Regions from separate parts of the Mus musculus genome. Here all the other regions are linked to region 3. The links are chromatin loops, found by intact Hi-C in ENCODE. Cell type or tissue: left cerebral cortex. All regions are shown on one strand.

What was found. Hi-C counts contacts between places; a loop is a spot of excess contacts. Peaks named below come from ENCODE experiments on the same cell type or tissue, not always from the same donor. Only the 100,000 strongest peaks of a DNase experiment are listed, where the experiment ranks them.
Region 1: a loop joins it to region 3, with 2.8 times the contacts of the local background. A loop is called at or near these places in 8 of 42 quality-filtered maps.
Region 2: it touches region 3 in a loop (3-fold over the local background); 7 of 42 quality-filtered maps call a loop at or near these places.

The regions. Positions count from the first base shown.
Region 1 is chr12:78,826,186-78,834,185 of GRCm38, reverse strand. Mpp5 (membrane protein, palmitoylated 5 (MAGUK p55 subfamily member 5)) reads right to left here. Exons shown (of 15, transcript NM_019579.3): 11 at 7,854-7,925; 12 at 4,366-4,533; 13 at 3,131-3,333; 14 at 1,711-1,821. Among named protein-coding and RNA genes, the nearest start is that of Atp6v1d, 31 kb to the left of the region's middle. In left cerebral cortex, no CTCF peak of the experiment used is centred here; a DNase peak (open chromatin) is centred at 4,374.
Region 2 is chr12:79,094,451-79,102,450 of GRCm38, reverse strand. 9230116L04Rik (RIKEN cDNA 9230116L04 gene) reads left to right here. Exons shown (of 3, transcript NR_110486.1): 2 at 3,956-4,114. Among named protein-coding and RNA genes, the nearest start is that of 9230116L04Rik, 5.5 kb to the left of the region's middle. In left cerebral cortex, a CTCF peak has its summit at 4,860 (motif pointing right); a DNase peak (open chromatin) is centred at 4,877.
Region 3 is chr12:78,201,065-78,209,064 of GRCm38, reverse strand. It overlaps Gm6657 (predicted gene 6657), which reads right to left. Exons shown (of 9, transcript NM_001374218.1): 5 at 7,760-7,843; 6 at 7,219-7,278; 7 at 6,685-6,826; 8 at 525-583; 9 at 38-242. The coding sequence ends at 180. Among named protein-coding and RNA genes, the nearest start is that of Gm6657, 8.0 kb to the right of the region's middle. In left cerebral cortex, a CTCF peak has its summit at 3,064 (motif pointing left); DNase peaks (open chromatin) are centred at 2,650 and 3,051; H3K4me3 peaks cover 274 bases; H3K27ac peaks cover 275 bases.

The DNA of each region.
Region 1 (8,000 bases), 630 kb before region 3:
TATTGAGTCTGAGGTTTTTCAAATAGCATCTAGTATTTTTAGGTTTGCCCCTTGTTGTATTAAGCATTGGCACTTCATTCTTATTTATTGACTGTTTTTCAAGATGTAATAAAGTTACAGAAATCAAAACAGTATGGAATCAGTCTAAGTGCTAAATAGAATCCAGAAATAAAAGTGCCAACACAGTAAGTGACTCAGCAGTAAATGAGACTTTGACATGTGTGCTATGGCACACGTATACCCCAACCATCATACAAACTGTATGTACTGTGCCAACAAAAAAGTCAGACTTTTCAACAAAGATTGTTGGAACAATTTGGTAACCATATTATTTCAAAAACAAAACTTCCTTTCACATCACACTAAGACTATGAATAATTTAACCAAAATACACAAGCACAATACAATAAAATACAATATTTAAGAAAGCACAGGATAATGACTTTATAATTTTTTAGACATGTATAAAGTTCATTAGCCATAAGCAAGTGAAAAAGTTAACTTCATTAAAATTAAACATTTCTCTGGCAGGGTTTTATGGCACATGGGTATATGCCCAGCACTTGGGAGTCAGGGAAAGGCAGGAGGATTGACAGTTTTCTATCATCCTGAGCTACATAGCAAGATCCTGCCTTACATCCAAACTAAAGCAAACCAAACAAAAACTTATTTCTCACTACCAAAGGATGCAGTTAAAAAAAAAAAAAGACCGCTGGGAGTGGTTATGTATGACTTCAAGCCCAACACTGAGATGTAAGGAGGTGGATCTCTATGAGTTCAAGGCCACTCTGGTCTACACAGCAAGCTTCAGGCTATATATCTTAAAAACAAAGAAAAAAAAAACCAAAACAAAAAGCAAACTGAGATCTGGAGAAAGTAACTGCAATATACACATGTATCAAGGGGCTACCAAACAGCTCAGTGGGTAGAAGTGCTTGCTCTGCAAGCCTTCTGATCTAATTCAATTCCTGGGACCCACGTAAAGATGGAAGGAGAACCAATGCTTAAAAGTTGACCTCCGACCTTGACATTCACATCATGGCACACATGCACCTACCTACACAAATGTACACATACATACACACAATGAAAAAATATATAAGCATCTAACTTTAAAATAACAGGGCTTGAGGCCTGCACAGAGGAATATGCTCAAATGCTCACATGAAAAGATTTTCATTATTTTCAGGAAAATGCAGATGAAACCCATATGTATAACATGGTCTCCATCAACACATCCAGTAAATATCTAAAATAATTTAAACACTCCGCCCCACCCCCATTTCTGTTCCAGATCATGTGGGAAAACAAAGAGAAGAGAAAACAAGGTTTGTGTGGAAAAGAAGCACTCAATTCTGGAACTCTGCAAATGTGATCAGCTAACGAGAAAAGTTTGCTGAGACCTTTGGAGTAGGGAGGAGGCAGTCCTGTCAGGTGTGTATGGAGATTAAAGGGGTTTTAAGGCGTTCAGGAGGGACTCATAGATCTGAGGTTAGCAGTAAGAGGTGTTTGGGGAAGACGGGAGCAGCTCTGTAATAGGGAAAGCTGCCATGGTTCAGCCAGCTGTAGCTGTGGCAGTTTGGGGACAAGTGACAGAAAGAATCATCAGCTTGACAGCTGATGCTGTAAGAGCTTTGAAGCTCCAGCAGCTGAGGTGAGGGTGGAGTCTTGCTTGATAAAAGTGACGACCCAGCACTGTGACAAGTTTACCTTTGGGTTCTTGCCTTCCTTGGCTAACAACGCCCGAAGTCTCTCTTGTGAAGGTGGTGCAATGAAGATGATATATGGTTTCAAATCTGAATTCCGGAGGGTCTTCAAGGACTGTAACAAGGATATTTAGGTTGTTGAAATTATTGCTATCATTGAACTACTTCTCAATAACATAGATTGCTAAGGTGTCTATAAATATTTCCAAGCATTTCATCATAAATAATTCATAGTATCTTCATTCACTGTAAATGTATTTAAATATAAATTCACATATATTACATTAGCCTAGTGTTCTAGTGCTGAAATACAGGTAAAAGACTCTGAAGGATTACAACTGTGTGATAATAAATCACATGCATTATAAAATCACAGTACAAGTCATTTTTGAGGAATTAGAATCCAGGCAGTTGCCTTTCTAGGTGAAGATAATAAAAAGCAAAACCAGAGAGAAAAACTTCCCATATAGAAGCCAAACATATCCACGAGAACACAGACTGTATGCATTAAGAGCTATGGACTCACACTGTCCTGTCTCTGCATTACTAATGTGCATTCTCAAACTGAAGTGCTCCAACAACCCATTATATACATGCCCTTTCCTAAATGAAGAAACATTAACATGCTAAACTACTTGAAGCCTTGTGGTAATATTTGTTAATCTAAAGAAAGAATTCTGAAAGAAATAAAAGTTTCCTTACATTAAATGTTAATGGTTGAAATAGCACAAACCTCTGCCTCTGCTCTCTAGAAACCCCAAGCCAAACAAAGCAAACAAACAAACAAAAAGAAGAATTGCTATTTTAGCAAGCCATTTTAGAGTCCATTTCTGTCTGTGTACATTGACTCAATGCATCCTTGATTTTGTGGTTTGAATTGCCATCAGCAACAGACCCAGCACATTCATCAAAGTTCTATGTTAAAGATGAATTGTTTATAAAAAGCAAAAGGTTTCCACAGCAAATGTCATTTTTCAAACCTCAAATCTCATCAAGCATCTTTTAAAATAGGACTCTATTGGTTAGTAATTTTGTCTGGCTTACTCCGTCAAAGAGGTGAATCCAAGTTCTATTACTCAGACAACACTGAGCCTTCACTGTGACACTTGTGAGCCCTTCAAACAATGGCCTTTCAAACCGAAGAACACCTTTCAAATTCTCTAATTTTTCTCAGATCAGAAACAGTATTTTCTGAAGCCTTTTTAAGTACGGTCAGTACAGGAGTTAACTGTATTTTAAGTCCCTAAAATATATTCATGTTGAAAGTGAGAGATTCAGCTACACATTTGAGTTTAAAAGTGAGTAGAAAATCACACGAGGACTTAAGTAATCTGTGTCATGCTTAAGGCAAACAGTTTTCACTGGATTACTTTACGAAATATGCCCTCCAAGTTGAACACCCTACAACACAATTCTAGGTGTACCTGTGTGCGAAGACTTAAGAGACATATCTTGCCAGAGTTGATTACTTGTCGTACAGAGTCTATGCTGGTTCCATACAGATTTTTCTCAAATTCACCATGTTCAATGAACTTGCCAGCTGCTATGTCTGCTTCAAATGCTTGCCGAGAAACAAAGTGGTAATCTCTCCCAGCTACTTCATGGTCTCGCCTATTCCGAGTTGTATCTAAGCAGACAAATTCAGATAAAATAATAAACACAGTGGGTGGGAGGGATGATCAGTGGTTAAGATCATGTACTGGTCTTTCTAGAAGATCTGAGTTCAGGTCCTACCACTCACAGCAGGGAGCCTACACCTGCCTGTAACTCCAGCTCCAGGGTATGTGGAACGATCTTCACAGGCAAGTGCACTAAAATGCTCCCCAACACACATATTAATAAAAATAAAATAAATCCTTAGTAATAAATATAATAATAATAATAATAATAATAAACATAGATCAGTGTGGAGAAGAGGGATAATCAACCCAGTAAGATTTTTTATTTTATAACACAAATTATGAAATAATGAATTGAGGAAATGTTAAGGGCCTGTGTGTTTACTACTGTTCTTATGAAATCATGAAAAAAATGTCTATGGTGGTTTTTTTTTTTAAGATTTATTTATTTTTATTTATATGAGTACACTGTACACTGTCTTCAGACACACCAGAAGAAGGCATCGGATCCCATTACAGATGGTTGTGAGCCACCATGTGGTTGCTGGGAATTGAACTCAGGACCTCTGGAAGGGCAGTCAGTGCTCTTAACTGCTGAGCCATCTCGCCAGCCCATCTATAGTGTTTTAATAGTTAACTGTAGTTACCTTGATCCAGTTTGTTTATACGGTAAAACCCTGCCAAGTCATCGTTCCTTAAAAGTTATTTCTGTTAGAGTAGGTAAACTTAACATGTAATCTTAAAGCTCTTTCCAGAAATTAGTTCTAAATTTCTATCTTCAATATCAGTTTTAAAAAAATCAGGAATTGTTTTTCCTTTGTAATAGGGAAAGGAGCCAAAATATAATTTACTTAGAAAATCCCTTAGTGCCATATACTTAGGAAAAATGTAAATTCCTCAAGAACTGCCTTTAATAAAAATTTGCCAACAAGTTTGGCTAAACAAATTTCCTTTTGTCGACACTGAATAAAATGAACATTTTCCTGTGTAGTTAAGATTCTGAGAAAAGCACAGGAAAATGGGAGTGTATCCAAACTTACGAGGAACGGCAGATGCAAAGCGGTCTTTTTCCTTATTCATTAGTCTCTGGCGCAGTTCATTCTGGCCACAGTTCTGTGGACCGATCAAGATGATAGGTCTTTTCCTATTTGCTGGCTGGTGATAAAGTGACATTTCCTCATACGTTAAGATCTCTTCATTGTCATAATCTTTGGAAAAAGAAAGAGTTAAGACTTTCAGATACAATTAATGTCATGTCATGAAGATGTACTTTTACATAAAATAGTGAAGTTTTGCTGGTATTGTGTATTTTTGAGGTAGGAGCTTGCTCTGTAGCCAGGCCAGCCTCTAACTTGTAGTGATCCTCCTGTCTCAGCTCCCAAGTACTGGGATTACAGGTATTTAAGCCATTATGCCTAATTTAAAAATAATTAGTTTGCAGAGAATACTGTAACACAGGAGACTGCCAGAGACTTCATTTTCATAAAGACCCCAGCTAAAAGAGTTATTTTTAGGATCAGATATAATGGAAAGCAAGTATGGATGTGCACACAGTGGTTACAAGTAGTATACGTGAGCATGCTAGAGCGCTTGGCTGGATTTCCGTAACTTAAAAATAAGTCACACTTGTGATATCCACCCTTTAATCCAAGGAGTAGAGTAACAAAAGTAACTAAAGCCCAAGATACAGATGAAGCCAAAGCCATCCAATCTGAGCAAGCGCAAGCAATTGGTAGTCTGGCATGTCCTAGGAAGAGGCACCAGTCAGTTCCATGACGGAGGGTAACCTTTTAGTCTTGCTAGTGCCCAGCCTAGAGTAGGAGCTCAGGCTGTATTTGTTTACATTTTAACTCAACTGTTCGATTACCTATAACAATTTAAGCAGATACTTGAATATCTATTTTGAATCTATTAGTCTGCAACTTCAAGAAAATTACTGTGAGGTGAGAGCACACATTGCCATGGGGCACAGCTGGTACTTTAAGCAACATAGACAATTGCTTCCTTTCTCAAAGTCACGTTCTTTCTTCTGAGCGTTTTCAAACATGCACGGTCACACTGGTAGCATTCTGATTTCCTCACTTACTCATCCCATTCAGCTCTGGCAAGTATTCTACAGTATAGGAGCTTTCAGAGTTGGCTTCATCAATTTGAGTTTGTTTCAAGAAATGAAGCAAGAGGTGCTAGGTTGTGGCTCAGTAGTGCAACACTTGCCTCTCATGCATGAAGCCCTGGATTCATTTCTCAGCACACAGAGAGATTGGGAGTGGAGACAGAAAGAAAACAAGGAAAACAGGGCTCATCTCCAGACTTAGTTCTGCATTGTACTAGCAAATAACGATATTAATCACAGCTTTAGCTAGTAAGATTAAAAACTAACTGATCTTGTACCCAAGGAGCTAAAGGGATCTTCAACCCTATAGGTGGAACAACATTATGAACTAACCAGTACCCCTGAGCTCTTGACTCTAGCTGCATATGTATCAAAAGATGGCCTAGTCGGCCATCACTGGAAAGAGAGGCCCATTGGACACGCAGACTTTGTGTGCCCCGGTACAGGGGAACGCCAGGGCCAAAGGGGGGGAGTGGGTGGGTAGGGGAGTGGGGGTGGGTGGGTAAGGGGGACTTTTGGTATAGCATTGGAAATGTAAATGAGCTAAATACCTAATAAAAAAAAAAAAAAAAGAAAAAAAAAAAAAAACAAAAAAAAAACTAACTGATCTTCTTAGTTACATAACATGCCAGGCATAAAGAATGCTTGCCTTAGAAAGCAATTATTAAAGCTGATTCAATTTAGATTCAATAGTGTATAGAATATCTAGTATACATATGGAGCTACATAGAAAAACCCCATCTTAAAAAACAAACAAAAAGAATATCTAGTAATAAAATTTTCTTTATTAGTTTAATTTATGCTGCATATAAATGCAGAGAGAATATCTTGTCTATTTTATGAATGCATCACCTGTTACTTAAAAAGCCTGTGGCTTAGGCAGGAAGGTCAGGACATCCAGGAGGCAGAGAGAATTCTGGGAAAGTGCCAGGTATAGGAGATTCACTCAGGAAGATGTGACAAGACAGATATGTGCTACCTAAGCACAGGTAACTAGCCATGTGGCAGAATGGAGATTAGAATAAATGGGTTATTTTAAATCATGACCTAGTCAAAGAAGAGCCTAGTTATATGGCCAAGATATTGGTAAATATATTTTGAGTCTGAGTTTTATTTCTGGGAGCATGAGGAAGAACCAGGACTAATTTTTACACATAAATGCTTCACATTCCTAAGAAATATGCCTTGCAGACTTTTAAACAGTAGTACTTCTGACTTTAACCTGACCTTTCTAATGTGTACCAAAGCAGAGCTAAGAAATTCAAATGCAATGAAGATCAATCAAGAAGGTAATGCACCCAGAAAATATGACTGAATTTAAAAAGCGGTAAGTGGTGCTGATACCCAACTAGATTGTAAGTGAATCAATCAGGGCAACAGCTGTCAGCCAGGTGCAGCACACTGCTGTCCCAAGAACATAAGCCCAGAGATGTTAAGACTTTAAAACTTTTTAATCTTAGCAATCTGTCAATATAAAATAAATATTCCTGTGTGCCTGTCTCAGCCAGTAAATAATATGTTTTGTAGAATGACCTGCTTCTCTGACTTAAGATACTATATTTACAAATTATTCATTTTACCTCAAACACATTTGTGTGTGTGTAAAAATTGTTAGCTGAAATACCCAACAGCAGGGAGACAGAACCTGAAGGAACCTCCAGTAGTTGGATGGGGCCACCTACCCATTAAAAATTTAACCCAGAATTGTCCCTGTCTAAAGGAAATGCAGGAACAAAAATGGAGCAGAGGCTGAAGAAAAGGCCATCCAGAGACGGCCCAATGTACAATCCATTCCATTTGCAGACACCAAATCCTGACACTACTGCTGATACCAAGATGTGCTTGCAGACAGGAGCCTGGTATGGCTGTCCTCTAAGCGGCTCTGCCAGCAACTAAGACTGATGCAGATACAGCCACCCAATGGACTGAGCCCAGGGACCCCAATGAAAGAGTATAGGGGAAGGGCTGAAGGAGCTGAAGGGGATGGCAACCACATAAGAAGAACAACAGTATCAACTACCCAGGCCCCTCAGAGCTCCCAGGGACTAAACTACCCACCAAAGAGGATACATGGACTGGTCCATGGCTCCTGCTACATATGTAGCAGAGGACTGCCTCATCAGGCATCAGTGGGCGGGGAGGCACTTGGCTTGATGCCCCAGAGAAGGGGATGAGGCTGGAATGGGAGCGCCCTCTTAGAGGCAAAGGGGAGGGAGGTGAAGTGGGGTAAGGTTGTGGAAGGGAGACTGGGAAGAGGGATAACATTTGAAATGTAAACAAATAAAATGATTAATAAAAAAAAATTGTTAGAGGCAAGTAATAATTTTGCAAACAACTTGAATAGAAAAAAACTTTACAGGAAACAATATTACAAATGTCATAAATACAACTGCTATTTGTGAGATTAGAACTTACCATCATTTTTATTGGCATTATATAAAACCTTTTTCCTCTTCTTTTTATTCTTCTTTGCACACCACAGTTTTCCTATTGATCAATCAAAAATAGTTATAAACACTATATCTATTACTAAAACAATGGTATTTCAAATTGATTAAAGAT
Region 2 (8,000 bases), 890 kb before region 3:
TTCTTTGGTTGCTGTTACTCACTCAAGATTCTAGCCAAGAGTGATTGGTGGCTGTGGGATCCCTGGTAGAGAGTGTCTCTCTCTCTCTCTGTGCATCAGCTGGTGTCACAGAAGAATGGAGATGGGTTAGAAGGAAAGACTGAAAGGGCAACAGGGGGACCTGGGGTCTACATTAGGAAGCACAGTCCACAGGGGTTTAGTCAGAAAATGTTGCAGAATAGAAGTGTATCCAGGCAATTGGATACACCACACAATAGCAAGAGCAGTGAAGTTCAACCAGTGACCTAGCATTTTAAAAATAGAAGGCAACTATGTACTCCAAGTTCCAGTGAGAAAAACTTTCAGAGTGGTGCCCACACCTCTGATCCCCGCACTCAGGAGGCGGAAGCAGGTGAGTTCGAGGTCAGCCTGGTCTTAAGAACAAGTTCCAGGCTAGGCGAGGTGGCACACACGCCTTTAATCCCAGCACTCGGGAGGCAGAGGCAGGAGGATTTCTGAGTTTGAGGCCAGTCTGGTCTACAAAGTGAGTTCCAGGACAACTAGGGCTACATAGAGAAACCCTGTCTTGGAAAACAAAAGAATGAAGAAAGAAAGAAAGAAAGAAAGAAAGAAAGAAAGAAAGAGAGAGAGAGAGAGAGAGAGAGAGAGAGAGAGAGAGAGAGAGAGAGAGAGAGAAAGGCTATCATAGGAATACTAGCAAAAGGACAAAAAAAAAAAAGATTAAGAAGATACTGGTATCAAAGTACAAACAATTACCAGGTAAAAATACATTTGTTTGCTTTTAAAAAGAATACAACACAGAAGTAAGGATGATTTTCCTGTCCACTCATGGGTTTTAGTCTTTGTGCTGCTAATACGGGTTGTGCTGACATCCAGTAGAATTTCTCACCACATCTGAGAATATCTCATTCTGGCTTCACGGGCAGATCTCTCCCAGGAACATCTTGTCACTGTACAGTTTCAAAGTGGTGAAATATCTCCATGCCTTACTGGGGCTGAAAGATGTGCTCGTTGTCCAGTGCATTCTGACAGCCAAAACTAGCATGGCACTGAACACAGTCCATTGCCAGGGCTCTATCATGAGAAGCAGAAGGGAGGAGAGAGGTGGGAGGGCAGCAGGGCTGGAGGCAGGAGGGTGTCTCGGTGAATTAGTTAAACTGCTTGGCTCCTGGAGGATCACTCAAGCAAGCTGTACTTGCCCAAGAGCTCTCTGGATTCTCAAATGAAAGACACACATACGACAGCTAGCCAGATAATTTTGATATGCCTTGAGTAGCTCAACGCCTGGACACTTCTAAACCTCCCCGCAGCTAGCACACACTTCCCTTCAGTAATCCTGGCTTAACACCTTCTAAATCTCTCGTTTATTTTTGCTGCCCTATTGCCTTCTAGGCAGCACTGCATTCCCGTCCACCTATATTACTGGATGGTTTCTCTCCTGCAGCTCTTAAATCTGATCCCTCTGCCTCTGAGTCACAGTGATTCTCCTCTTCCCCCCCCCCCCTCCATCCCTTGTCCAAGCAATCTAAAAGTCCTGCCCTGTCTCCCTGCCCAGCCATTGACAGTACAGCAATTCTTTATTATCAGTCGAAGACAGCTGGGGGCGGGGACCCTCTGAACTGAAAGCGTGGCTTTTGGGAGCCAAAAAAAGTGTATTAGAACCAATTCCCAACAGGAGGGCACTTCTCTCTGCTATCCCCAGGCTTGTCTCTGGAACTTTAAGCCTGAGGTACTCCTGTAGAACTAAGTTCTCTACTTCTGGGAACTTTTTCCCCCCTGTGGTGTGCGGAGTGGCTGGTTGAAACAGGGTTTCTCGGTGTAGTCCTGGATGTCCTGGAATTTGTTCTGTAGACTACTCTGGCCTTGAACTCACAAAGATCTGCCTGTCTCCACCTCCCAAGTGCTGGAATTAAAGGTGTGTACCATCATTGCCAACTTCTGAGATTTCATACTTCTGGATAATATCAGAGCTAAATCGTTTAATGGTATGAGAGAGAGTCCTTGTCCCACACTGCTGCATTTAGGCACAGGTGTGCTTTGTGTTTGGAGAGTATGGCAGAAGAAACAGGCCCCAGGCTTATTGATTTTAGAAATGACTGAATCCACTGGTTGCTCTTGCAGAGGACCTGGGTTCAGTTCCCAGTACCCATGACAGTTTGTAATTCCAGTTCTAGGGGATCCTCTGATCTCATTGGGAACGAAGCAAATATAAGACCACTTATACACATAAAAATAAAAATAAATAAATCTGAAAGGAAGGAGGACTAAAAGAAATGGTCCATCATCAGTCACTGACCCTTGGGCTCTGTAGCATCTCCATTCTGAACCTAGCAGCAACTGTGGTTAAGGACATGTCCTGCTCTTCATTAGGTCTCCGGCACCACAGGGTGCTTGCTTCACAAACATTTACACCTTGAGTTCCAGGGGCCCCAACACCTTCTCTGACCTCCAGAGACATCAGGCATGTACATGGTACACATACATACATGCAGGCAATCACTCATGCACACAACACAAAAAGGAGAAATTTCTCGACTAGGGAAAGATTGACTCAGCACCAGAAAGAACTAATTTTGTTTTTATTTATTTATTTGCACCAAAAAGCTCCAGAGAACCTTGCAGTGGTTTTTCACTCACGTGCAGAATGCCCCACTCCTCTGTCATTATAGCTATCCTTTCACCTGGCTATTCAGAAAGCCATTCATGACTGAGCTGTAATAAGCCACCAGACCTTAGTACAACTGACTGTATGATGAGAATACTATTCAGTCCATCAAATCCAGCCAGTAGACTGCACTATCTGCCAAAATGAAAACAAAGACCTAATCTGTCAAAGTCTCTAAGTGTACTAACCTTGCTTTTGGCTTCCGCAGTCCTGTTTTGTGGCTGTTTTTAATAACTGAAGTATGTCACCTCAGGATATGGTTTTTGTATTTAAAAGCTCACCCTAGGGCTGGTGAGATGGCTCAGTGGGTAAGAGCACACGACTGCTCTTCTGAAGGTCCAGAGTTCAAATCCCAGCAACCACATGGTGGCTCACAACCATCCGTAATGAGATCTGACTCCCTCTTCTGGAGTGTCTGAAGACAGCTACAGTGTACTTACATATAATAATAAATAAATCTAAAAAAAAAAAAAAAAACCAAAAGAACAAAACAAACAAAAAACTCACCCTAAGAAAGTCTCAGGCTGGAATCCTGAACATTCAATGTAGTCGCCAGCTAATAAAAACTTTCTATTGACTTAAGCCTGTGTCCCAGAAGTCTTCTCTGGTGGACACTCCACAACAGAACAATCCTCAGAGTGTAAATAACTCTTCCCAGTGTTATTCTCTCTGTGGTCAGTTAACTCTCAGGCTTCTACCCTCTAGAGTCTAAATACTGAGGATGGCCAATGAAAAAACTTGCCCCTGACATAGCTCAACCCTGGCAGCTCCTTAATTAGAACTTGGAAGTTTTAGAAAATACTTATGTCCAAATCTTTTTCATTTTAATGGTGAGGTGGACCCAGGTATCTGAAGTTCTTCAGGTGACTCAAACATGCTTTGAGATAGAGAGAAACTGGTATTCAGAATTCAACGCCACGCATAGTGGCTCGCGATTTAACCCTAGCACTCAGAGGCAGGCAGATCGCTGTGAGTTTGAGACCAGCCTGTTCTATATGGTGAGATCAGCCAGAACTGCAAACCAAAACTGAAAAACAAAGTCTAACTTTCTGTGGGCTTGGTTCAGCACTTGGGGAGCAGGGCAGGGGAATCTCTGTGAGTCTGAGGCCTGCCTGATCTGCAGAGCGAGTTCCAGACCAGCCAGGCTGCAGGATGAGCTCACAAAATTGAGCTGAAAGGTGTCAGCAGCCTGTCTGGTGGGAATGAATGCTCTAAAGAGACACACACGCTCCTTTCTTTCATTGCCAAGCTTTTGAAACACGGACCTCTAAGAACTAAGAATTTCCCCAGGCATCTTTTGCTGGAAGAAAACGTAGAAGCCCTGATGGAAACCAGAGGACGGAATTTGTCACCGAGAGAAAGATTTACAAGTTGTCTGATGACCTTGCAGGAGAGACCTGGACCTGAGACTGTGGTGGCTGGGGGACCACACCTTGGCCAGACTACATGGTAATGTATGCCCTGCCCTCTCCCTAAGCTTCACTTTCACGTTGGGACCATGAAGATGGATTGGGGGGGGGTGGGGGGGCATTAGGGGGGTGGTGTCACTGGTTCTCTTTGTCCCTCTTTCCAATAGGGCCATATGTAACAAATCTCCTCTTTTTGCTTTTCGGCACTCATTTGGCTCTTTAATTGTCTCATAGACGGTGAATGGCCGAACCTGGCCTGTTGTGGCACCGGCTGTGATTATAAGCGAGGTAACAAACGTGTTCTGATCTAACTGAATCTACTTGTCTCTTAGGTTTAGACCCACTTTTTCTTTTGTCTGTTTGGGCTTTTATTTTTTGAGACAGTCTCACTACATAGTTCAGACTGGCCTTGAACTCATGATCCTGACAGCCTCCATCTCCCTAGTGCTGGGATTTCAGGTGGGAGCCACCAAGCCTGGCGAGGTTCTTTTTTTTTTTTAAATAAACTCTCCCATAACTTTGGTTTATGAGGTTTAAAAGCTTGTAGTTAGGGCTGGAGCTGTAGATAACTCACTTCGCATGCACAAATCCCTGAGTTCAACTCCCAGCACCACAAAAGCAACCTACCAACCAAAACCACAAAGAGACCAAAAGCAAACCTAGCACTTTGGTGTATAAAAGTTAAAAACATCATATATTACAAGGAGAGAGAATCCTTCCACACAAAAGCCAGATGATGTTCCTTGAATTAAAACTATCAAGTGTCACTATTGTAGAAGGCCACAAGGTGGGGTTGTGACTCCATGGAAAAGAGCTCTACCTTCTGTACTTGGTTTTTCCTCTTCTCACCCCTGGCCATCTTCGATACCAAGTGTGTGGTATATTTGTTTGTGTATATGTAAGTGTGTTTGTAGGTAAGCAGGCATGTGTGCATGTGTGTGTGTAGAATCCCCATGTTAATGTTAAGTGCTTTTGTCAATTGCTTTCCATCTAATATATTGACAAAGGACCTCCCACTTGGGCCTGGAGCTCACCAATGTGAATATGTAGGTAGCTAGTTTGCTCTAGAGATTCCTGGCCTCTGGCCTTCTGGAATTATAGGTGGACCCTCAAGCCCACCCAGCAAGCGGTGGATCTGGATTCTGGTCCTCATGCTTTTGCTCAGGCTGAGCCATCTCTCTGACATCCACTGTTTTCATTTGTTTGTTTTGTGTGAGGCAGGGTCTCACTGTGTGGTCCTCGCTGTCCTGGAAGTCAATGTGTAAACAAGGATGTCCTCGAACCCACAGAGATCTGTCTGCCTTTGCTTCCTGAGTGGGATATTGCTACGATAGGCTTGAGCATGCTTTTGTTTGGAGGAATGTGGATTTTGGAAAGCAGTGTAATGCTTTAAGTGGAGCTTAATGGGCCATACTGTTAGAAGCATGGAGGGCAGCGGTGCTGAGGGTGATTTTAACTGTGGGAGCCTGGCTCAAGAGGTTTCAGAGGTAAAAAATTTTAGTATGTGGCCTAGAGGCTGTTCTTGTGATAATTTGGTGAAAATGGAGTTGCTTTTTGCCCTTGTCTGGAGAGTCTGCCTGAGGCAAAAGAGATCTAGATTAATTGTATTGACAAAGGAAATCTCAAAACACCATACCATAGACTCTGTCCTGTAGTTCGCTCTTATAAAGAGCCTTTTGATCAGATGTAGCAAACTAAGAAAGGAAAGGTACAAAATGTGTGGTTCAAAGATTAAAGGGGCACCAGGACGTAGAATGAAGCTAAATCCTGTGTTCAAAGATATTAAATGTTATTAAGGGAGTGCAAGGTCCCACCCAGCTAGACTTACTGTTTAAACTTACAGTTGAACGAAGGATAGTTATATCATGTTAGGAGTTATTATGACCTGGTTGGTTATTGCTTTCATTTGGACATAAGGAGATATAATTGTGTGTCAAATTCACAAGGGATAGATTGTGATGGCTATTCTCAGTTGTCAACTTGACTATATCTGGAATGGAGGGCACACCTGGGATCCAGATCTTGAGGCTAGAAGACACAGACTTTGATCTGGATCTTGAGGCATAGTAGCCATGCTTATAAAGATCTTGTAAAAAGGAATTAAAGAAAAGCTTACGTCCAGGTGTGGTGGTGCATGCCTTTAATCCTAGCACTCAGAAGACAGAGGAGGGCAGATCTCTTGAGTTCAAGGTCAGTCCACAGAGCAAGTTTAAGGACAGTCAAGCTTAGGCAATGAAAGAAACCATGGAAAACAGAAAGCTGGTGAAGATGTAATTGAACCAAGGGGCCAAGTTCCAGTCCCAGCAAGCAGCAGAACTTGACAGCTTCTGTCATGTGGCTTTGGCTTTAGAGTCAAGAATAGAAGGAGTTACTGGGACAACTGATGCTGGCTAGCTGAAACTTAAAAATTAGCAGTGATTAAATAGAGACCAGAATCATTGAGGTGAAATCTTCTGAAAAGTGTTTTCTGAGAGCACAAAGAAGCTGTGTTCCAGAGATAGCCAAGGTTGTACTTTGTGCTGGTAGCTGGACTTGATAATGTGTAAGAATCACCTAGTTGTGGGGCTGGAGAGATGGCTCAGCAGTTAAGGGCACTGACTGTTCTGCCAGTGGTCCTGAGTTCAATTCCCAGCAACCACATAGTGGCTCACAACCATCTGTAATGGGAACTGATGCATTTTTCTAATCTGTGTCTGAAGACCACTACTATGAACTCATACAAATATAAGATAAATAAATCTTTGTTGTGTCCGGCCAGCGGTTCACATGTCTGGGTTCTGTTCTGGGAAGGCATTTTGGAATCTGGAAGAGAAGAGGGAGCTAGGCACCTCGAGAGAAATATGAAACCAAGACAGTCATTCTGATCAAGGTTCAATTTTAATGTCAGCAAACACGCTTTATAAAGAAGAGGGGAGGCCCATCTAGCCATGCAAAGTTTCTTTGAAGTAGATAGGTCAGCCTTTTAGTGGGAACTCAGAAGATTTCGGTGCTAACTCAGGAAAATCTTGGAAGAGAACCGGTTCAGCCTCAGGCAGGTTGGGCCTCAGGCAGGTAGTGGCACATCAAAGGAGCAGCACAGCAGGTGGCTCTGTTTAAGCAGCTGATGGTCACAGCCAGCCTTACTAGACTGGAAGGAGGTAACACTCTTTAAAAAAAGATCTCTCATTTTGAAGGCATAAGGGGATCATGGACTGGCTGAGGCTTGGCACTGTGAATGGCCAGAAAGGCCATTGTTGAAGGTACAGTCTCAGGGGCAGGTCAAGGACCAAAGAGGTCATGCAAAGAAGTTGAGGCTTGGCACCATGAAGAGAGCCTTTGAGAGGCTATTGATGAAAGTGCAGCCTAGTTAAAGCATAAGACCCCAAAGTATTGGAGATGCCAGTACTATGAGATGACCATCAAGAACAGCAGCAGCAGTGTAGTGCAGTCATCCAGAGCCTAGAGTGCTACAGAGGACAGAGCTGGAGACATGACTCAAGCATTTTGGAGGAGCCCAGAAGATCATGTGTAGATCCCGGACACTGGAACAAGAAACTAAGGAGTTGAAGTTGCCTTGGAGACCCCAGCATGATAGAGATGCCAGAGCCGTGGAATACCTGCTGAGGAAAGCTGCTAATAGGGAATGGGACCAACCCAAGAGAAAGAATTGTGTTGCAGTCAACAAAGCTGAAAGGACCTGGATACCAGACATAGAGATACAGAGTTTGGAGTTTGCCAAGCTGGGTTTTGGTCTTGCTTTGGTCTAATATTTCCTCACTATGACATTTTGGAATGGTACTGTATAACCTGTGATGTTGGAAGTATGTGATCTTCATTTTGATTTTGATTTTATAGGGGATTACATTTAGGAGATTGCATGAATCTCAGAAAAGACTTTGAACTTTGGATTTTTAAACATTGTTGAGACTGTGATAGACTGTGGGGAG
Region 3 (8,000 bases):
CCCAGTTTGGTGGTAGAATGGAAGGACAGACCTAATATAAAGGTTTGAGAGATTTTAGTGAACAGAAAGGCTGTACCTAGTCTTCAAATATGTCCAAAGCAAAAGTAGGGAAAGCCTTCTAAACCTTCAGAGCTTCATCTGGCATTGACTTCAGAAAAAAGAGCCTCTGTCCTACATCATCATACTGACTTTTCTCTAGTTCCTCCTTGTTGTTCTACGTAGTTCTTTGATCCTGGGATTCTCTTTAAAATAGAAGAAGAACAAGAAGAGAGGGGAAAGTTAAAACAGGTGTTTGCAACTCTAAACAATCATAAGTTATAATGCATAGTAAATGCATTGCAGTGCTGGGATTGTTGCTTACAATAGAGCTCTTGACTGCCATGCACAAGGCCATGGGTTGGATTCTCAACATGGCCAAAGCAGATCCATAAATGTATAAACAAATGTTTTGCAAAGATCTATACCCATTATCTAAGCTTTTTAAAATTGGAGTGGTTTTGTTGTTTTGAAAGTTATTCTCTCACCGTATCATGTTCATTTCTGTTGATTGTTGCTCTCTCCATAGTTGTAGCACCCATTTTACCTGAAGGAAAAGATTTGGAAAATGAGGTCTATTAACATTCATCATGGCATTATTTAATTGTATAACTGTAAGACTAATAATTGCTTTGATAGGAGGTGTCAAATTGTTGTTTTAGAAAATTAGGGAAAAAATTAAATTTGTAGTGGTAGACCTTTTTTTTTCTATTGACAGCCCTTTGTTCTATAGCAGAAAAACTCATTTCAGAATTACATATAAATAAAATTTTTTAAGCCGGGCAGTGGTGGCGCACGCCTTTAATCCCAGCACTTGGGAGGTAGAGGCAGGCAGACTTCTGAGTTCGAGGCCAGCCTGGTCTACAGAGTGAGTTCCAGGACAGCCAGGGCTACACAGAGAAACCCTGTCTCGGAAAACCAAAAAAAAAAAAAAAAAAAAAACCAAACCTCCCCCCCCCCAAAAAAAAATTAAACATTTTGAGAGCCTGCAGAAATGAATTTCGAACATTTGAAAGAAGCTAGATGATAAACCAACTCCATATAGGTACACTATGCAAGCATATATTCGACAAAACAGCCGTGTAGTAAGAAATGCCAAGGTGTAAAGGTGGGGGCTCAGCAAGCGAGAGAAGAGGCAGGATGCGTAATATACGGGCTGTGAAACAGGAGGAGAGAAAGAAAATTGTAGGGTGTTTCATAGCAAGCATTTCTAGGTTAGGTCTAATCGAAAGGAATCCTGTTAAATTTGAATTTTAGCACACAGTAGTAATTTTTAGTTCATGTTCCATGTGAAATCTGAAAAGCAAACAATAATAATTATTCATTGCTTGGCTGAAATTAAAATCTGTCTTTAAAAAAGAAAATGGAGCCCCCACTTCTGGCATCCTGCTCCTTCCTCTCCTAAACACTTGGTGTGAACAGGTGGAGTCATTGTCACCCATTAACACTGTCTTAATGAGGATGCAGTTTACTTTTTAAATTTTTTACTGAATTCATGTTTAGGGAAAAAGAACTAACTTTATTCTTTCTGTCTGAACTTCTGTAAGATTTTGTGGAAAAACAAATAAAAATATGACAAATTAGTTTCATCATCTGTTAATACCACAAACACTACTTTAATGTTTAAAGGCTTCAGGTTGCCTCAAAGTTTATAGACTTTTTAAAGAGCAGTACTTTGGTGAAAGATCCAGATTTGAGCTAGTTGTGGTTTCTGCCTCTGCCTCCCAAAATTTTAGCCATCAGGAAGAGAAATTAAAGAAGGAAAGGTGAGAGGTGAGAGGAATAACTTGCTTTCAGGACAGAGGATTAGTGAGAAAATAGGTTCCCAGGAATATTCATTTTCCACTTCCCTGGGCTTCAGTAGCACAATATCCAGCCTTCGGGTTCTTCTAAGGAGAACTTTCTGTATCTTCTCAGAGAGCTCAAAGAAATGCTAAGAGCCTGGGATATGGGGGAGGGGTGGTCAAAATCAAGTATCATATCACAATTACATTATTACTGAAGATTATTGCCGAAGACAAATCATCTGAATTTAGAGATTGCTTAGTGCTCTCTGTGATAGGTGATTAATGAAGGTCACAAGCTGCAGTCTTAAGTAGGCTGACATAAGCAAGGAGAGCTGACGCAAACCCTGAGCCAAATTCTAAGTAAACGCTCTCAAATATGCTATATCTCTGTGAGGTGGGGGAAGCAAAGGCTTATCCCGGAGTGTGAACAGCAGAAACGATTTCTTGTACATCAGATGCCTGAAGCAAAGACTGATACTGGTAATGGTGAGTCCCAGGCCTCAGGGAATTCCCCAAATAGTGATTGCTTGAACTGTAACAACATCTCTATTATTTGCCAACAAAATAGAAGGCACCATTACCTTAGCCAGACAGCACAACAGGAGACAAGGGATTTTGGGCCAAGAGCATGGAGGAAAACTTCCTTCTATCTGGAAATACCTGAAATGGAAGGACCTGTATTTGCCTGATTTGGGAAAGAGGTGTGCCCAGGATCTCTTGCCACTTTCCTCTAAGCCAAGCTTAAGCAATGCAATTCTTTTGAAACTAGAGGAACCAGAACACCGTCCAAAAGGGCTATTGAGTGCTCAGCCTTCAAATAGTGCTTGTGTAATAGCCCAGCCCTTTCCCTTTGCTGCCCTAATTGCCTAACTTATTTGTAGTAGAGAGAAAACGTGTTAGATAAGAATTATGGAGGAAGTAGGCAGTTGCTTTCATTTTTTGTTTCTTTGTTCAGAATGGGGTGAACTAGTTAAGCAAGGAGAATAATAATGGTTAAGAGCTGTACAGCAGAACACCATGTTTAATGTTTAATCAAGGCTGCCAGTAATACATCTTGATGCCATATAGCATGACACAAAACATCAATAGGCTGTTTTCTTCATTTTTCATTTGGTTTATAAATGTGTGGCACATTTTGTCCTAGGGGTAACAGAAAGCCGAGTCTCCTACAGCATTTCACGTTTCCTGAGTTACCATTCCTTATGGACTTGGCTTAGATGTGGTTGGTGCCACCTACCGGGCTAAGTACATAATTACAGGCCTCCCAACCCATTTGTAAATATCTAAAAACAGCTTGAATTTGATCTTGGTGCTCAAATTCAGGTTGACGCGATATAGTTAAGTTTGGGTTCCCATCATAATTTTTAGGAATGGAAGAGACATAAGAAATCCAACTTTAATACCACCATTGTGTCATTCAGTCCAGAACCGGAGCTTTAACTGTGGTTTTCTGAGTTTGCTTCTTGTTCTGTATTGCAGACCTTACAGAGCCGTTATAAGGGTTGCACGAAGTGAGAGGCTGTTAAAGTGCCCTGCTACCTGTGGTAGCTATAAATATTAGGTACAGAAAAAATAAAATCAAATAACTTGCCTATGTTGTGTAGGGGCTACAACACATATATCTGACTCTAGAGCCATGGCTTTTCTCATTGAATTAAAACTTCTCAAGGTTTGATATTGAAATAATTTTAGGTTTTTTTATTAGATATTTTCTTCACTTACATTTCAAATGCTATCCCGAAAGTTCCCTATACCTTCCCCCCACCCTGCTCCCCTACCCACCCACTCCCACTTCTTGGCCCTGGCGTTCCCCTGTACTGGAGCATATAAAGTTTGCAATGCCGAGGGACCTCTCTTCCCAGTGATGGCCAACTAGGCCATCTTCTGCTACATATGCAACTAGAGACACGAGCTCTGGGGCTACTGATTAGTTCATATTGTTGTTCCACCTATAGGATTGCAGACCCCTTCAGCTCCTTGGGTGCTTTCTCTAGCTTGTAATAATTTTAAGTGACACCTATAGTGAATTTAAGAGATGTTATAACATGGCTTTAAAACCTGTAAATCACAGTGGAAAATTATTTTGAGTTGAACGCTCGACCCAGGATGCCCTCGCACTACTCTGCCTTCTGCCCTGCATGCTGGGACTATAGCGAGTGCTCCAGCACCCAGCTCAGTCATCACCTTTTCCAATGCTTTGTACTTGATAGAGCCAAGGAGAAAGTTTAAAGAGAATCCTCCTGTTAGTTATACTTTCCGAGAGTGGTAAAACATGCCTCAGGCTTGACCATCTTTCTAGAGTTAATTTTTCTATCTCATTATTATTAAATTTACTTGTGAAAACTGTGGCTGAGCATGGTAGGTAGCTTGTGATGCTGATACCCAGGAGGCTGAAGTAGAAGGATCACTGGAAGTTTGAGGTCAGGATGAGCTACATAGTCAGCTCCAGGCCAGCTTAGGCTATAGAACGAGATCCTTTTATGTTTTGTTTTTAATTGCTTTTGTTTTCAATAAATGTGTGAATGTAAATAAAGATAGCCTGAGTAGCAAAAATGAATTACTAATAAACAGCAGCCTAAAGAGGTTGGGAAATATTACTGCTACACTAGTCCCCCCGCTGTTGACAACACTGTAATTTAACAATTCTCCCATTGTTTTAGCTTCTTTTCTGTTCTGAGAAAACCATTCCAACCAAAAGCAACTTAGGGAAGAAAGGGTTTATTTGGCTTACATGTCCCAGTGACTGTTCATCATGAAGGGACATCAGAGCAGGAGTTCAAGGCAGGAACTTGGAGCTGGAAATTAAAGCCAAAACCATGGAAGAAAATTGCTTACTGGCTTGCTCAGCCCACTCTCTCTTATAACCCAAGACTACCGGCCCAGGGGTAGCACTGTCCACAGAAGACGGCCCTCCAAAACCAACCATTAATCAAGAAAATACCCCTAAAAGATGTGTCTATGGGCCAATCTGAGGGAAACATTTTCCTCAGTTGAGACTTCCTTCTCCCAGATAACCCTATATATCAAATTGTCAAAAAAACTACCAGCACACCCATGGTAAGAACTAGCATGTGTTTTGTAAATAATAATAATAACAATAAAACTAGAGCTTATCAATAAGTCAACATAACAAAATCTGTGACTGTTGGGTTTCAGATCCATTTGGACTCAAATAAACGAAAAGATTTTGAGTATGTGTAAGCATAGATGCAGCCAGTAAAACACAGGATCTGTGGATCGCGCCAGCCGGTCACTGTGGTAACGTGTAGTAGCTGAGCACTATAGAAACCTATCACTTTGTTTGCTAGGAGTGAAAAAAAGGGGAGGAAAACATGGACCTGTGGGCTGCCGCAGTTCAGCCTGATTCAGTGCTCTTTGTGTGTAGGGGAGTCTCCTGAGGCATGCAAATGGAGCTCAATCACTAATGAGGGGCTGGCTTTAATTTAAAGTCTGGAATTTAAAGAACTGTTTCCTTACTCTATGGCTCCCTTGAGATGAACTTTGGCTAATTTTCAGTGACATAAAACAGCTTTCTGTTTTTCTCATACTATGTCTTTGTCTTTTAACTTTTGTATATGAATGACTTATTGTCTCCAGGCTCTTCCTTTCCAACTTCCTGCTGTCCAATTCTTTTCAAAATATAGGTGGAAAGAAAATATGTGTGGAATTCTGCCTGAGTATATGTTGATGATCCAGTTTTCCCTCAATTTTCCTAATTTTATCTATTAACGAAGATTGAATGCTGTATGCCTGGACCAAGTTATTCTAAGTCTCTCCATCTTATTGAATATTTTTTATAATAATGACTTGTTTGCATATTGTGTCAAGGAACAGATAAGAAAGTCTAGGGAATTTAGATATTCTGGAAATATTGAAGATATTGACTATGGTAATTCCATAGTGAAGTTCTGTCCCGTTCTGAAGGCCTGGGGGTGGGGAGAACTCACTCCTAGACCTCAGTAACATGAGCATTTATATTTGTCCTAACTAAATGGTTTGTGGTCACTGTGAACACTGACAATCCAGAGTTTCTGGTGAATTCTAGAAATACATTTATAGCCTACCTCCACTAAATAGCCCTTCTGTCATACATTATCATACTCTTGACCAACTTATTTTCCATTTTCTTTGGCTTGCTCATCTGTTTATTTGGTCATATGTGTTGTGTGCAATGTTTATAAGACATTCAAGCTCTTTATGGACTAAGATCAAGAAGTGATCACATACAGAGTTACTGATACTGGCAGGACATTGCCATTCTTGGATTAGGATTTCTACAGCATGTCCCTTTTTAAAATATAGACTTCAGATTAATAGATTCTTGAACGTTTAAGAATCCTTTCCCTGCCCATCATAACCTTTCCGTTACTTTTTATGACTATGATTTTTCTATGATATCATAAAGTCTTTAGGGGAAATCAATGGCATTCCCAGAAAACGATCTGAATTAGTGAGCTCAGAGCCCTTTCCAACTGTCTGTCTCCTATGCCTTCAGCTCAGAAGCAGCAGACTCTTCCAATGTGCTGTATAAGATCAACCCTAGTTCTCAGGGCAGGGGTAAAGATGGAAAAGAAACTAAGTTTTCTGAGTGTCAAATATTATTGTCTACATAGCCCAAGGATATAGTATTACTTTATCTTTACAAAGGAGAACGTAATTTCTTCCACAGAGATTCTTTACCTCAGTGCAATAGCTCTTGAATACCACTATTAGTAATAATAATAGTGAAAATTTTCATTTAGACCACATTGAACTTAGATTGTGTGCCAGACACTGTGACTCTCACTGCTAAGCAATGGGACCTTAAGTGTTAACAAACAAAAGAAAACCTCAAACTATGTACCTATGGTACTCTACCCACCTTGAGGCCTCAGAAGATTCAAAGCTCCTTGCTTTGTCTCAAAATTGTGTTGTAGGTACAGTGATGATTTAAAGTCATTGGTCTTCTGGTAGTTCCTCAAGGCTTCAATTTTCAGCTCAATCACTTTGTCAAGAAAGCCATTCTGAAAGAGAACATTTTCCAACACCTATAACATTGACTTTTCTAAATGTACTATTATCTGTGTTTCTTTATATAGATGTTAAAATAAGGCCCTTGGGTTTTGTCTTTTAGAGTTAGGAAGATGGTATTTGTTGTTTTCCCATAATTTCAAGTAGTACAAAATCAAAAACACGGGGGAAAGTAGTTATTCAAAACTAGACAAAATGTTGAATATTGAAGATTCAAAAATATTCAAAGTAAATCCAGAAATAGGTAACTTCATCTCTCTCACACAATTCAGTTCTTTTAACAAACAATGAGGATGAGAAGATTGGCCTTAACAATATGAAGTGAAAAGACTTTTCATGGTATGAAAAAATATATCCCATGACCAGCTTTGGAAAACCTTAGTACCTGAAGGATGTTGGGTTGTTCCTCATATTTGACCCATTTTATTTTCATCTGTTGCTTTTCCTGGTGGAAGAAAGACCTTCTGGGTGACAAAGTAAATTGAGATAAAAATCAGTTTTTTTCAATAGCCTAAAACAACCTTATATAAAATTATAGTGAAGGTTCACTGTTAGGTTGGTTTTTATTTCAGTCTTCTTAATTGACCTTCCCATGTAATGTATTCTCTAGAAGCTGAGAGATGAATGAACACTTCATTTTCTGTGAATGATTTGTTTTGGGAAGATGAGATGGAAATGTAATATCTCTAAATAAATTTCCAAGATAAATCAACAAGTGCTCAGTGGGTATGGAATTGTCATTGTTGGTGTGGATTTTTCTCATTTTAGGATAACTAACATGATTTTGCAGAAGCCTGTAATGCCAGTCTAATATGAATGCAATATCCCAAGGATACATACATTATTTAGGGGCATCCTACATCTGAAGCAGATAATGATTAATGTATCAGTTCCAGAAGCCACAACTGCTCAGAGTGATTGTTTACCTTCCTGATGTCGTCCACTTTGTCCACATCTGATGTCTCTGGCTCACTCTTGGCCTTCCAAAGTGATAAGGGGGATTTCTGAGCCTGATAGGAAAGATAAGAAATAAAGGAATAGATAGGTCCAGCTGAAAAACACAGTGTTTTGGCAGACCAGAAATCAAATATACTCCAAAAGTCCAGATCCCCTAATTAGCCTTGATTATAGATGGTCCATTTCCAACAGTCTGGCATGAACTTGTCT